Linked DNA regions of Homo sapiens: regions 1 and 2 are each linked to region 3. A link is a contact called in ENCODE Hi-C or POLR2A ChIA-PET data. All regions are on one chromosome and are shown on one strand. The core of a region is the stretch at or near the end of the contact, and the rest is flanking DNA. Distances in the headings are between cores, read along the strand shown. Region 1 holds the start of SLC35E4 (solute carrier family 35 member E4). Region 2 holds the start of OSBP2 (oxysterol binding protein 2). Region 3 holds the start of TUG1 (taurine up-regulated 1).

The links. Hi-C counts contacts between places; a loop is a spot of excess contacts on that map. ChIA-PET counts read pairs that join two places held with the same protein, here RNA polymerase II (POLR2A). Pooled maps may share reads with other maps.
Region 1: a map of B cell shows a loop between it and region 3 (26-fold over the local background). The contact joins the promoter of SLC35E4 here to the promoter of TUG1 in region 3. A Hi-C loop is called at or near these places in 6 of 168 maps with a recorded cell type or tissue (B cell, CD4-positive, alpha-beta T cell, CD4-positive, alpha-beta memory T cell and 3 more), 9 of 37 single-sample maps with no recorded cell type and 15 of 50 pooled maps. POLR2A ChIA-PET finds 5 or more read pairs at or near these places in 12 of 52 experiments (CD4-positive, alpha-beta T cell, CD4-positive, alpha-beta memory T cell, CD8-positive, alpha-beta T cell and 9 more).
Region 2: a loop to region 3 is called in a pooled map, with 6 times the contacts of the local background. The contact joins the promoter of OSBP2 here to the promoter of TUG1 in region 3. A Hi-C loop is called at or near these places in 6 of 50 pooled maps. POLR2A ChIA-PET finds 5 or more read pairs at or near these places in 2 of 52 experiments (AG04450 and Panc1).

The regions. Positions count from the first base shown.
Region 1 is chr22:30,634,305-30,638,369 of GRCh38, reverse strand. SLC35E4 (solute carrier family 35 member E4) reads right to left here and starts at 2,589. Exons shown (of 2, transcript NM_001001479.4): 1 at 1,301-2,589. The coding sequence starts at 1,919. RefSeq lists a silencer at 2,382-2,831 and an enhancer at 3,163-3,867.
Region 2 is chr22:30,693,347-30,697,231 of GRCh38, reverse strand. It overlaps OSBP2 (oxysterol binding protein 2), which reads right to left and starts at 2,358. Exons shown (of 14, transcript NM_030758.4): 1 at 1,679-2,358. The coding sequence starts at 2,322. RefSeq lists silencers at 2,172-2,221, 2,606-2,685.
Region 3 is chr22:30,968,010-30,972,179 of GRCh38, reverse strand. It overlaps TUG1 (taurine up-regulated 1), which reads right to left and starts at 2,915. Exons shown (of 3, transcript NM_001396518.1): 1 at 401-2,915. The coding sequence starts at 2,823. The coding sequence ends at 2,362. It overlaps MORC2 (MORC family CW-type zinc finger 2), which reads left to right and starts at 3,406. Exons shown (of 26, transcript NM_001303256.3): 1 at 3,406-4,170. RefSeq lists a silencer at 2,395-2,644 and an enhancer at 2,675-3,004.

The DNA of each region.
Region 1 (4,065 bases), core at 1,340-3,839, 330 kb after region 3:
CCATGGCGCCCGGTTAATTTTTTTGTATTTTTAGTAGAGATGGGGTTTCACCACCTTGGTTAGTCTGTTCTTGAACTTCTGACCTCATGATCCACCCGCCTCAGCCTCCCAAAGTGCTGGAATTACAGGCATGAGACACCGCGCCCGGCCCCAATTTTTGTATTTTTAATAGATACAGGGTTTCACCATGTTGGCCAGGGTGGTCTCGAACTCCTGGTCTCAAGAGTCCTCCCACCTCAGCCTCCCAAAGTGCTGGGATTACAGGCATGAGATACCATGCCCAGCCTGTCAAATCATGAACTTCTCTGGGTCTTAGTCCCATCATCTGTAAAATGGGGATAAAGTTGGTGGTTGCCATGACAACTCAAGGTCAACACTCAGCACCAAGCCTGTCACACTGTAGCTCCCAGTAAACAACAGCCCTCCCCAGACTTAGACCTGACCCCTGACCTTCCAAATCCCAGCTCATCCCAGACCCTCCTTTTCTCTCCCTGGCCCATGCTTTCTGGCTTTCCTTTGTGTCCAAAGCCTCAGGCCACATCTCTTGGAAGCATGGAGTCTGACTATCTGGGTTTAGATCTTGCCTCTGCTGCTCACTGGCCACGTGGCCCAGGGCAAGCCTCTTCATCTATCAAATGGGAACAATACAGTGAGATAAAAGGCTAGTCAAACACAGATCACTGGCTATCACTAAATACTGGTTTGTAATTCCAGAACTTCAGGAAGCTGAGGGGGGAAGATCGCTGAGGACAGGAGTTCAAGACCTACCTTGGCAACATAGCAAGACTCTGTGTCTATAAAAAAAAAAAATTAGCTGACCAGGTGGGGTGGCTCACGCTTGAAATCCTAGCACCTTGGGAGGTCAGGAGTTCAAGATCAGCCTGGCCAACATGGTAAAATGCTGTCTCTACTAAAAATACAAAAATTAGCTTAGCGTGGTGGTGTGCACCTGTAGTCCCACTTACTTGGGAGGCTGAGGCAGAAGAATCACTTGAACCCAGGATGCGGAGGCTGTATTGAGCTGAGATCTCACCAATGCAGCCTGGGTGACAGAGCCAGACCCTGTCTAAATAAGTAAATAAACAAATAAACACGAGTTGGGCCTCCAGAGCCTGAGTCTGGGGCCTGGAACTCACTGAACTGTTGGCCCTCTCTGAGCCTCAGTTCTGCTTCCTCCACAGCCATGAACCTCAGTTTCCTCATTTGTAAAATGGGACAACAGCCATACCCCTCACAGGGCCATCCAGGCCATGCACCCACCCGGACCCCCACCTTCTCAATTGGCCACCCAGGCACTTACTTTGCTGAACCGACTTGAGTCCGCGGAGGCAGGTGGCTGCGAGCAGGAAGCCACAGCCGGTAGGGGGTGTCCGGAACTCTCCAGCCAGGCTGCAGGCGGCCCCCAGGCAGAGCGGACCCATGGCGGCCAACTGAAGTGGGTGGTGGCGGCGGCCCAGCAGCAGCGCCGACAGGGCCAGGGTGAACAGAGGTGTGGTGGTAGTAACCAGTTGTGCCAGGTCCAGGGGCACAGCCCTTAGGCCCACGTTGCCGCAGGCCATGGACGTGCCAAAGGTGAGACTGAGCAGTAGGACTCGGCAGCGAGTGCCGCCTGGCATGGGGCGCCGTGCCCCCCGGTGGCATGCCAGGGCTGCCACCAGCATGTGCAGGGCCGACAGCAGCAGGGGCCGCCCAAAGCCGTGCACTGTGAAGATCCACTTGTTGAGGCTTGACATGCTGGCTCCCGCCAGCAGCCACACCAGTGCTGCCATGGCCACTCGGGCCCGGCCAGGCTGCCGGAGGGCCTGAGGGCTGCCAGGGGGCCACTCGGGGGGCCCAGCCGCCTGAGCACCACCAGCTGCTGCTCCTACTTCGGCTGAGGTCATCCTGCCATCATGGTGCTCCGGCGGGCAGCGGCACATCCGCACCAGTGAGGCTAGGGCAGGAGGCGGGCTCCCCAGTGACGACCTCTGGGCCACCAGAGAGTTCCGCTTGGGGCCAGGCTAGATCCTGGTTCCTCCGACCCCGTGTCCCGTTTCAGACAGGTGAGGACACTGCTTACTTGTGCCAGGCCTGTGCCAGCGATGTCTAGAAGCTAAGCTGTGTTTCCAGCTCAGACAGGGCAGAGCCAAGGTCGCGGCTGCTAGGATGCCAGGGTCTCCGATGCTCAAGCGTGGGCTCCAGGCACCTCTGCCCCGTGCCAGGTGGTCTCCACTTTCCTCCTCGCCTAGTGCCCACGTTATGCTTTTAGATGAAATCCTCGTTCCTTTTTTCTCTTCAGTCCCCAGGTCATTAGGGTGCGCGCAGATCCAGACCCTGGGAACTCCTGCGTGCTCTGGCCGTGACCAGGCCTGGCAGGGGGGCGATCTGGGCTCCGCGCCTGGCGGTGCCCGGCCCGGGGGGTCGCGGGCTCGCTGCCTCCCACAGCGCCCGGGCAGTGAGCTGACACCACGGCCCGTCCTCCGGCCGGTGCCTGGCGGCGAGCTAGGCGCGGATCCAGCAGGGCCTGCGCTCCAACTCCTGCTCTCTGAGGCTTTGGCTGCGGCTCTGGCTGCGGCTGTGACTCCGGCTGCGGCTCCTGCTGCGACTCACGCCCGGCTCCAGCTCAGGCCCGGCACGGCGGGCGCGGCGGTGCGCTCTTGACTCCGCCTCCGCCTCTGCCTCCCCCGCCGCCGCCCGCTCCCTACACGGAAAATTGGGCTGAGCACCCCAGCCAAGCCCCGCCCCAGGCCAAGCCCCGCCCCCGGACCGGGAGGGCGGTCTTGCCCCGCCCCAACGCCTCCCGCTCACAGCCCCTCCCCCATCGGCCTGGCATTTCCCCCATCAGCCCTCCTCCGCCCGGGGCCTGCGCATCTGCCCAGTAGACCCCCCCACGAGCTGGCGTGGTCAGCCTCTCTTCGCCGCCAGGGGGGACCAAGTCGCTCCCCACCCAGCGCCAAGGCGAGCCCTCCATGGAGATGAACGCGCATTGCTGGAGACACTGGGGTATCCCGCACAGCCGCCCAGGCTATCTTCAAGAAGCAGGGTAGTGAGGAGGGGCCCACAGCCCCCATCCTAGGACCAGTCTTACGCCCACCTGATCTCTGGCCACAATTATCTCGTGGGACCTCAGCATCCAGCAGAGCTGGATTACGGGGTCCCTTAAGGCACCTCCATCGCCCCTCCGTAGCCCCAGCATCCTCCCCAGCCTCCCAGTCCAGGGCGGCGCCCCCTGGGGACCCTCAGAGGGAAGCTGAATCACCAGGCAGGGATACCCACAGCTGCGGAAGTAGGTACCGCCGGCCGGCATCCTTCCCCGGCCAGCAGCCTCTGTCCGGTCCCCTGAGCACTCGAAGCTGACTCATAGCAGAACTTCCTGGGGTCCACCCTGTGCCCCAGCCCCGGCAAGACAGAGCCCTGGGCTGGGAGGCAGAGCGGTTGCCACTGAGCCCTTGTTCCTGTCTGGGTCTCGGTTTTCCCACCAGAACGACAGACGCTCTCTGAGGTCAGGATTGGGTAAACGGCGCGCCCCAGGGCAGAAGAGGTCCATCCAGATTCCAGGCTAGGCCAGGCCCTGGCCCCTCTGAGCTCTGAAGTCCGGGAGCACGAGGACCAAGGCCCAGCCATGTGCCCAGTATCAGATGTGAGCCTCTTTCCTGTTGTCGGTCTTCCTACTAGGCTCCTGCCCAAGAGGACCCAGCTCACCCCTTGCCTGTTGTCTAACCAGCAAATCCTTGATGACAGCAACCTGTCTTGAGACACAAGATCTCAAAGGGGTACCGCTGAACCCAGCCCGCTGCGCCCTCTGGTGGCCAGGCGCTGAATATAGCCCTCAATCCCCATCCCAATCACAGGACGCGGGTTTAAAATCCCCAGCCTCAAAGGAGGCCTGCTGAATCAGAGGCTCTCTGTCACGGGTGGGCCTGGGAATTTACATGGTCACATTTGCCTCTGTAAGTCCGACGCCCGCTGGAGCCTGCAGATCTCTGCTGAATAGCCTAAGCTACAGCGCAGGGGGTGCAGATAGGGAAATTTCCAGGCCAAGGACCAAAAAATGGTGGCATTTAGTGTTTCTCCAGAAAGGGTTGT
Region 2 (3,885 bases), core at 1,109-3,608, 270 kb after region 3:
GTTTTACTTCCACTAAAACCAGGCATTTCTGCCACTGTGGGAGACTATACTTATAAACATTACCTTTAACTCTTCAGTTTAGTAGTACCTGGTAAATACAGGTAACACAGACATGCTGAACTCAAAGGTGAGTGGGTATCAGGACACATTTGGGACAGGTCCAGATGTTGGTGTTCAGAATCCCTCTCTACCGTCTACTGGGCCAGTGCCTTTGGATAATGGGCTCTGTGTCTCCCCATCAAACCTCAGAACTCCTCATTTGTAAGACAGGAGAGGCCGGTGTGGTGGCTCATGCCTGTAATCCTAACACTTTGGGAGGCCGAGGCAGGCGAATCACCTGAGGTCAGGAGTTCGAAACCAGCCTGGGCAACATGGTGAAACCCCATCTCTACTAAAAATACAAAAAAAAAATTAGCCGGGCATGGTGACGGGCGCCTGTAATCCCAACTACTCAGGAGGCTGAGGCAGAAGAATTGCTTGAACCTGGGGGGCGGAGGTTGCAGTGAGCCAAGATTGCACCACTGCACTCCAGCCTGGGCGACAGAGCAATACTCCGTCTCAAAAACAAAAACAACAAAAAACAAAACCCTGTAGTGGGTGACTTGAAGGGATACTGTTGGCTGAATGAAGTGAGTGAAGTGACCTGAATTTCAGCAACAGCAAGTCAAGGTCCTTTTGTGTGCAGCAATGAAACAGTGCTTCTCAGAGTGTGGTCCTGGACCAGCATCACCAGCCACGCCTGGGAAGTTATTAGAAAATCCGAATCTCAGGCCCTTCCCCTAGGCCCACTGTAACAGAAATTCATTGGGGAGGCCCAGCACTTTGTGTTCCAACAAGCTCTTCAGGGAATGCTGATGCACACTCAGGTTTGAGAACCACTGGCATAGACTGATCTGAGTTCTCAAGGCTTAAACCAACCATCCCCAGGAAGCAGACCCAGGGAAGAGCCAGTAAGAAAGCAAAGGGAGGCTTCAGTAACCTCCTTTCAACCAGTTTCAGTGGGAAGACAGTGTTAGCTCTCTCACCACTGGACTTTAATTTTGAATCCCGTGCTGGGTCTGGAATAAGAAAGGAGGGCAGCAAAACACTTCCTAGCTCTCCGCAAAATGCCAAGATGGACTCCTGAAGGCCAAGAACCGTGTCCAATACATCTGTGAGTCTGTGGTGCCCAGCCCAAGGCCTGGCAACCAGAGGCATCAGGAAAGGTGGGAGTAACTGCCCCAGGCGGGAAGAATAAGCAGCCCTTCCTAAGAGTGTGGGTCCTAAGGACTGAACAAGGTGACTCTCTCCCTCAATCCCAAACACACAATGATGTTAGCTCCCGAACCAGAAAGGGCAAGGACTTTGAGGGGCTGACTCTAGCTAGCTGCCCCAAGCCCCACAACTGCCAAGCAGAAGGGAACTGAGGCCCCAGATCACTCCCTTACTCCACCTCCCCACTTGCCCAAAAACCCAAGCTTGCCAGAGGTCATGTCCGCAGATCACATTCACCCTTGCCAGAGGTCAGGGCCCCCGGCCCTTGGCGGCGGGCCAGAAGCGTGACTTGGCCTGCTGGAATGCATGCCCCTAAACATCTCTAGACTAGTGGCAGTGTCCGCCAACCATGGAGGCCCTCCATCACCATCCCTGCAGCATCACCACCCTCCAACCCCCATGTCCCACCCTGGCGCTTCCATACCTGTAGTAAGAGAGCAAACCATTGCCCAGCACGAACCAGCGGCGCTGGTAGCCCTTCAGATAGTTGGTCCACTTGAGAAGCCAGCCCTCGAAGCTGTCCAGAGGCAGTAAGGCCAGTGGGGCACTGGAGGTCGTGCCAGTCCCCGACATTGGAACCCCAAGAGGAGTCTTCGCCTGTCCTGGTCGCAGAAGAGGCAGGGGCTTTAACGCTGGCAGCGATCCTGACTCGGGTCTGAGAAAGGTCGCGCTCCCCACCGCCCGGGAGAGCGGCTCCGATGCGGCCTTAGTGAAGGGCCCAGCCCCTACACCTGAGCTTGACTCTGACCCCGGCCGCGACCCCTGCAGCAGTTCCGATGGCTGCCCAGCCCCTGGCTCCGGCTCAGACGTCGTCTCGGACACAGGTTCCGATCTTGGCACTGCCTCCGAAACTGCCTCCGACACCTGTTCTGACAGCGGTCCCCGCTCCGGTTCGGGCACGGGCTGGGGCTGGGGCTTGGGCTCCGGCCCGGAGCCGGACGTGGAAGCGCTCATGCCCGGCGCCGCCGTGTGGCACGACAGGCAGGGGACAACCGTGAACAGCGACGAGAGCCCGCGGGAGCGGCCGCCACAGCCGCCGCCTCGGCTCGGAGCCGCCGCTTTCCCCATAGAGCCGGCCGACCCGCGCGCGGCCGAGCGGCCAGTGGGGGCGGGGGGCAGGCCGGGGGCGGGGCCGGGGGCGCAGTCACGTGCGCGCGGCGCGAGGCGGGGGCGCGCGCGGGTTCCTCCGCGGTCCCGTGCGCTCCGTGCCCGTCAGCGCCCGCCGGCTGTTGTGCTCTCGGCCAGCCTCGGGCCATGTTTGGACCCTGGGTCCTTCCTAGGTCCGGCCGGTGGAAGGAGCTCTGACAACACCTGTGGGCGGAAGAGCTTGGTGGTCGGTCAACTCCGAAGGGGATGGCGCGCTTCAGGCCACGGTCTCTGCTTCGGCCCAGCCGTGCCAGGCGCTGGAGGAACAATGATGAATGCGGAGCCCGCCAGCTCCCAGCGCAGCTCTGCCCACGGGACCCTGCGCCGACGCCCCCTCCCCCAACCCAGGCTGGGGTGGGTTCGCTCTCCGCCACCCAGGAAAGCCGGGTGGGAAGCAGGTACGGCACCCAGAGGCCACGAAATGCGCACGAAGCACAGGGGCGCTAAAGGCTAAAGACGACGCCCCGCCCCCCATGGCAGCCATTACCTGTCTGTGGGTCGCTCCTGCGGCCGCCAGAAGCGGTGGCCCCAAGTGGCCGCCTCACCGCCTCCACCTCCTGAGCCAGCTGGCCTACGGTTCATGCCAAGGCGCTTCGCTGCCAGTGACGACATCGTTCGGGTTCTCTAAACAAATAGGGGAAGACTTTTTGTAAACCAAGCGTTTTAGTACAAGAAACATCTCAAAGTGGGATTCTGAACTTGGACCTCCCGGGATCCCTGGGTAGGCTGGCAGTCTGTGAGGCTTCCGCAGAGGTTTACCTGTCTGTGCATTTTTCCAGAGTAGGTCCATAACAAAGGAGGCTGTGACCCCAGAATGGTTAAAACATCAGCGAATTTTTTTTTCCGCTTTTTTTTTTTTTCCTTTTTGAGACTGAGTCTCACTCGGTAGCCCAGGCTGGAATGCAGTGGCGTGATCTTGGTTCACTGCAGCCTCCGCTTCCCAGGTTCAAGCGATTCTCCTGCCTTGGCCTCCCTAGTAGCTGGAATTCCACGGCCCGCACCATGCCCAGCTAAATTTTGTATTTTTAGTAGAAACGGGGTTTCACCATGTTGGTCAGGCTGGTCTTGAACTCCTGACCTCAGGCCAGGATCCTCCCGCCTCGGCCTCCCAAAGTGCTAGGATTACAGGCGTGAGCCACTGTGCCCAGCCATCAGTGATTTTTTTTTTTTCTTAAGAATCTATCCAAATGACGAAAGTTGATGGTTACTACAAATAATCAGAAATACAAATGGAAAGACTGAACATTGGGTTTCTGTCCAGACTTTTCAAGCTTAGACCTCTCTGCAGACTCCTCTTAGCTCACCATCACGTCTTACTCTCCCCTTACCCACCTATCCATTCCTGATCTTTGCTTGTGACAAGATAACCTGTGTAGGGACTGCTTCCTACGTGAAGTGGTCCCCAGAAGGAAGCAGATTGGAAGGTCCTAGAAATAGGAGGTGCAGACATGCACTGAGCAGGAGCCGCTGGCATCTTTGCTGGTG
Region 3 (4,170 bases), core at 1,666-4,165:
CACTTACTGAGTGGTTATTCTGATAGCCTGCTCTCTAAACTCCTCCTTCCTAATAAATGCATCTTGATATGTTGTGGTGTATGTGGGCAAAGATGCACTAAACAAGGACCCTGCTTTCAAGGAGTCTGCTATCTGCAAAGACAGTAAATGCAGGCAAGTAACTATTTTACAGGATTTTGTATACAGATAGAGGATACATAACGAAATGTCATAAAACTTTAAAGCTCTATTCTGGCTAGTTAGGAGACTCATGGAAAAGAGGGCATAAGAGTTGGATACTGAGAAAATGGCAGTTTTGACAGATGAAAAGCCACAGAGCAGCAGTTCCAAAGTAGAATGAGAGTATGAACAAAAGTGCAGAGATGGTAAAGGATAAGGCATTTTGGAAAATGGCAAGTACCATAATTCACTTTGGATGGAGCATCCTCAGTTTGCACTGAGGGTCTGGACAGAAACTCAGGTCTTCTAATTCCCAGTAACAGTGCTGGTGGTAGTGCTTGCTCAGTCGTTGTCTCTTTTCTCACAGCAAGGTCAACAGTCCCAAAATTCAAAAATAAAAAAAAATCTACCTCCAGTGTTCCTGCCGCATCGTGACAAGCTCTTTCGGGTTCCAGGTCCAGGTCTTGAAAATCTGGAAATCTGGAGTCCATGGCTGTGGCTACACTGAAAGTTATCTGCTCCAACTATTGCAGAACACTGTAGTGAAATCTTTTCAACCTCCAATCCTGGACATCTCATGTTTTGCCACAGAATTTCAAGCTTTGAGTTCCAGTTGTTTTTTTTCCCTCCTTTCTGCTGAGGAAAGCATCTTATCACCACAGTCTTAAGTCTTTTGAGGTACATCCGGATTTAATTACAAAAGAGCAAAAAGACCAACACTTTTTTTTCTCCAAGTCATTTCTCTGGAAGTGAGATTATCTGTCTCTGCCCTTTAGGAAAAGGGAATAGTCAATTGATTTTTTCAGACATTTGAATGAAATAGCATAACTGGCTAACATCTAATCAGACAAAATACACTTAAATGTGTTTGTGTTCACTTGCTTAGGGCTGTACCACTTGGTGAGCACCACTCCACAAAACGAAAATGTTTGAAATCCAATTGTTCAAACATTTTTATAGTGTTTGTTGGATAATGGCCTGAAATTTGATAAAAGCAGCTGACAACTAACAAAGAAGCAAAAACTGGCATCTTGGACATCCTAGTATTACACTTGCAAGCAATTAGAACACAAGGAGGGCCAAGGAAAAAGTTTAGCTTTGAATCACTTCCAAATCTACTGATTTTGAGGTTCCGCAGTAGTTCTAACAAAACTTTTCAGACAATGTTAACTTTCGATTAAGAAAGAAAAAAACCCCAAACATCTTCAGGAATTCCATGCCAGGTTCAGTCTCTTCCAGTGAGCCCGCTTGCTAAAAGTCCACGTGCACCATTAATTAGCTGGGCTGGCAGCACCATGTAAAAAGAAGCCTATTCACCACCAACCACACAGCCTAGACATGTAAAGTAGGATCAAGTAATGGATGACAACCATGGTCGTGGAATATGGTCAATGAGAGTCAGAAAAGTACAGGCACCAGTACAAGCAGCAGATAACAGAGTTGACGGGCCAAAGGATAAAATAGGCTTATTTAAATAGGATGCTACAGAACACATCCACTCCTAATTGTAGCTGCTTTACACTGGGTGCCATTGTACCATATGCATCAGCCACCCTTCAGGCACCCCATGGTGAAAGAAAAGGATTCAGAATAGAAGCCAAGCAGGGGACTGTTGTTAACCCCGAATATCCATTATGCATAGAAACAGCTCACATATCCCAGGGACTCAAACAGGGCTTCAAAATGGTTGTGAAGGGTCCCAAATGACATCTAGGCCTCAGTTTCCTCTCTGTAGCATGAAGAAATTGTGATTCTTAACTCTTCTGGGTCACAGCCCCCTTGGAAAACTTGCTAGCGATGGATCATCATTCCCCTAAAACGCACATTCCCACAAATTCCCATCATTCCCCCAAACCGCACATTCCCACAATTTCAGGAAGTTTGGGGATCCCCAACTCCAATCCAAGGTTCCCAGGTTCAAAACCCAAGGATTGGGGAACTGCTAAGTTTTCTTACAACTCAAAAAAAATTATAAACAATAACCATCCTTTACGTACACCCACGCTTTATAGTTTACAAAGCGATTTCAACCCCACACACATTGATAGGCAGAGGAGGAAACTGAGGCGCAGACAAATTACAGAGTGACTCGCCTAAGGTCACTCCGCCAACTGGTGGCTAGGCCCGGAAGAAAACCCAGCTCTTCCGACTCCGGAGCTCGTCTCCCCACCCCGGGGCTGCCGCCAGAGCTCCCGCCCCTCACTAAGGCGGCATAAGGAGGAAAAGGCAAAGTAGAAATCCCACAACCAACCATCCTCCGGCCCCCTCCTGCCCCCCCAACTGGGTCCTTGCAGGCCCCGAAGGGTGGCGCCAGGCCTCCAAGCCGGCCCCGGCCACCCCCGCCTCCCCGGCCGCTCCAAATCCCGCGGCCGCTGCCGCCGCCGCCTCCCCCGGAGCGGGGCGGAGCAGCTGCCCGCCGCCGCCGACCACCCGGACGACTCCTCGTCGAATCGCAAACGCATAGGCCGCCGCCCGAGTTCTGCGTACGAGAAGAAAGACGCGGCGCGAGCGCCAACGGCCACCGGGCGCGCGCCGCGGCGGCCGGGCCTGCGCCCCAAGAGCTGGATGCCAGAGCAGGAGAAAGAGCCGCCAACCGATCGCTCGATCGACCGCACGCCCGTTCCTTCGCCCTACCAGACCCGGGAGGGGGGGAGGGCGCGCCAGGGCTTCTTCGATTTAGGGGCCTGACTCCCCGGCGACGAGACAAGATGGCTCCTCCGGTCCGCACCGCAGCTACCGTCCCGGCTGCGTCGCTCGGCCCGCCCCCGGTACTGTTTCTTTAAATGGCGGAGAGGGTCAGGAAAGCAGGAAGAGAGGCGCACGCTGTCACGTGACAGGGGCGGGACCGGCCAACCAAGATCCGGTCACATGGGGACACGCAGCCCGCCAATCAGGAGGCTGTACATCAGGGCGGGGGCGGGAGGAGCTGCAGCTTTGTGATTGGCTGAATGCTCCGCGGAGGCCTCGGGGGCTTGGGGCGTCGGGGAGTGTGCGAGGTGGCCGGGGCTGTGTGCACTATCGGAGACAAAGCGGTGGCTGTGGTGTCTGTGACGGCGGCGGCAGAGCAGCTCTAAACGCCGAATTTCGTGTTGCTGAATCCTGTCACCATCTCAACTAGCGCGGCGCGCGGGCGGCGCGCGGGCGGCGGCGGAGGCAGCGGCGGCGGCGGCGGAGGCGGCAGCAGCACATGGTTCCAAGAGCGCTCTGCGGCTGTTGGGTTCCAATTCCGCGGGGAGGGACAAAGGCAGTTGTGAGATCCGGGTAGTGCCCGGTCAGGTGGTGCGCTCGCCACTGCCCTCGATCCGGTCCTTGGAAGCCGGGAGTAGCTCCTCTTCGTGGGGAGGCGGCCACGGGACCGAGGCCCGGGAAGGGCCTGGGAGGCTGAGGCTGTTGTCTGAGGGACGTGGGGGCGGGGCGCGGCCTGCCCGAGGTGCTGTGGGCGGGTCATTTGTGAGGTGTTTATGTGGGCCAAGTGTGAGGTAATCTGACCACCACCCTGAACTGGGTTTGGTCCGGCTTTGAAAAAAGAAATCGTGAGTGCCTAGGAGCTTTTTCACTTGGGAGGTGGTGAAGCTGCAACTTGCGCCATATAACACTCCGTCGACATCTTGGTCTCCGGTCTTGGGCCTGTTTAAGAATCCTGGCATCACGTGTGGCGAAGACATGGCTGATCAGTTTTCTGACAGAAGTGGGTAAATTTCCGCGTTGGTAAATTTCCTGACAGGAAATTTCGGGGAACCAAAAAAGGCTGGAAGAACATGAAGATGGAGCAGTCATAAACCACCCACTCAAGGACCATCTCCTTCAGGACCATCCACACGAGACTCAGATTGTCTGAATTGAGCTATCGCAACTTAATGCTAAAAGCTCCTTAAAGCTACAGATTTATGACATAGTTCCTTCCAAAATATTACATCATAAATCATTGAGAAGATTAAAAAAAAACACTTGAAGAAATTGTAGTTTTAAACATCTCTGCATATATTTTGGATAGCTACTAGGTTACTTTAA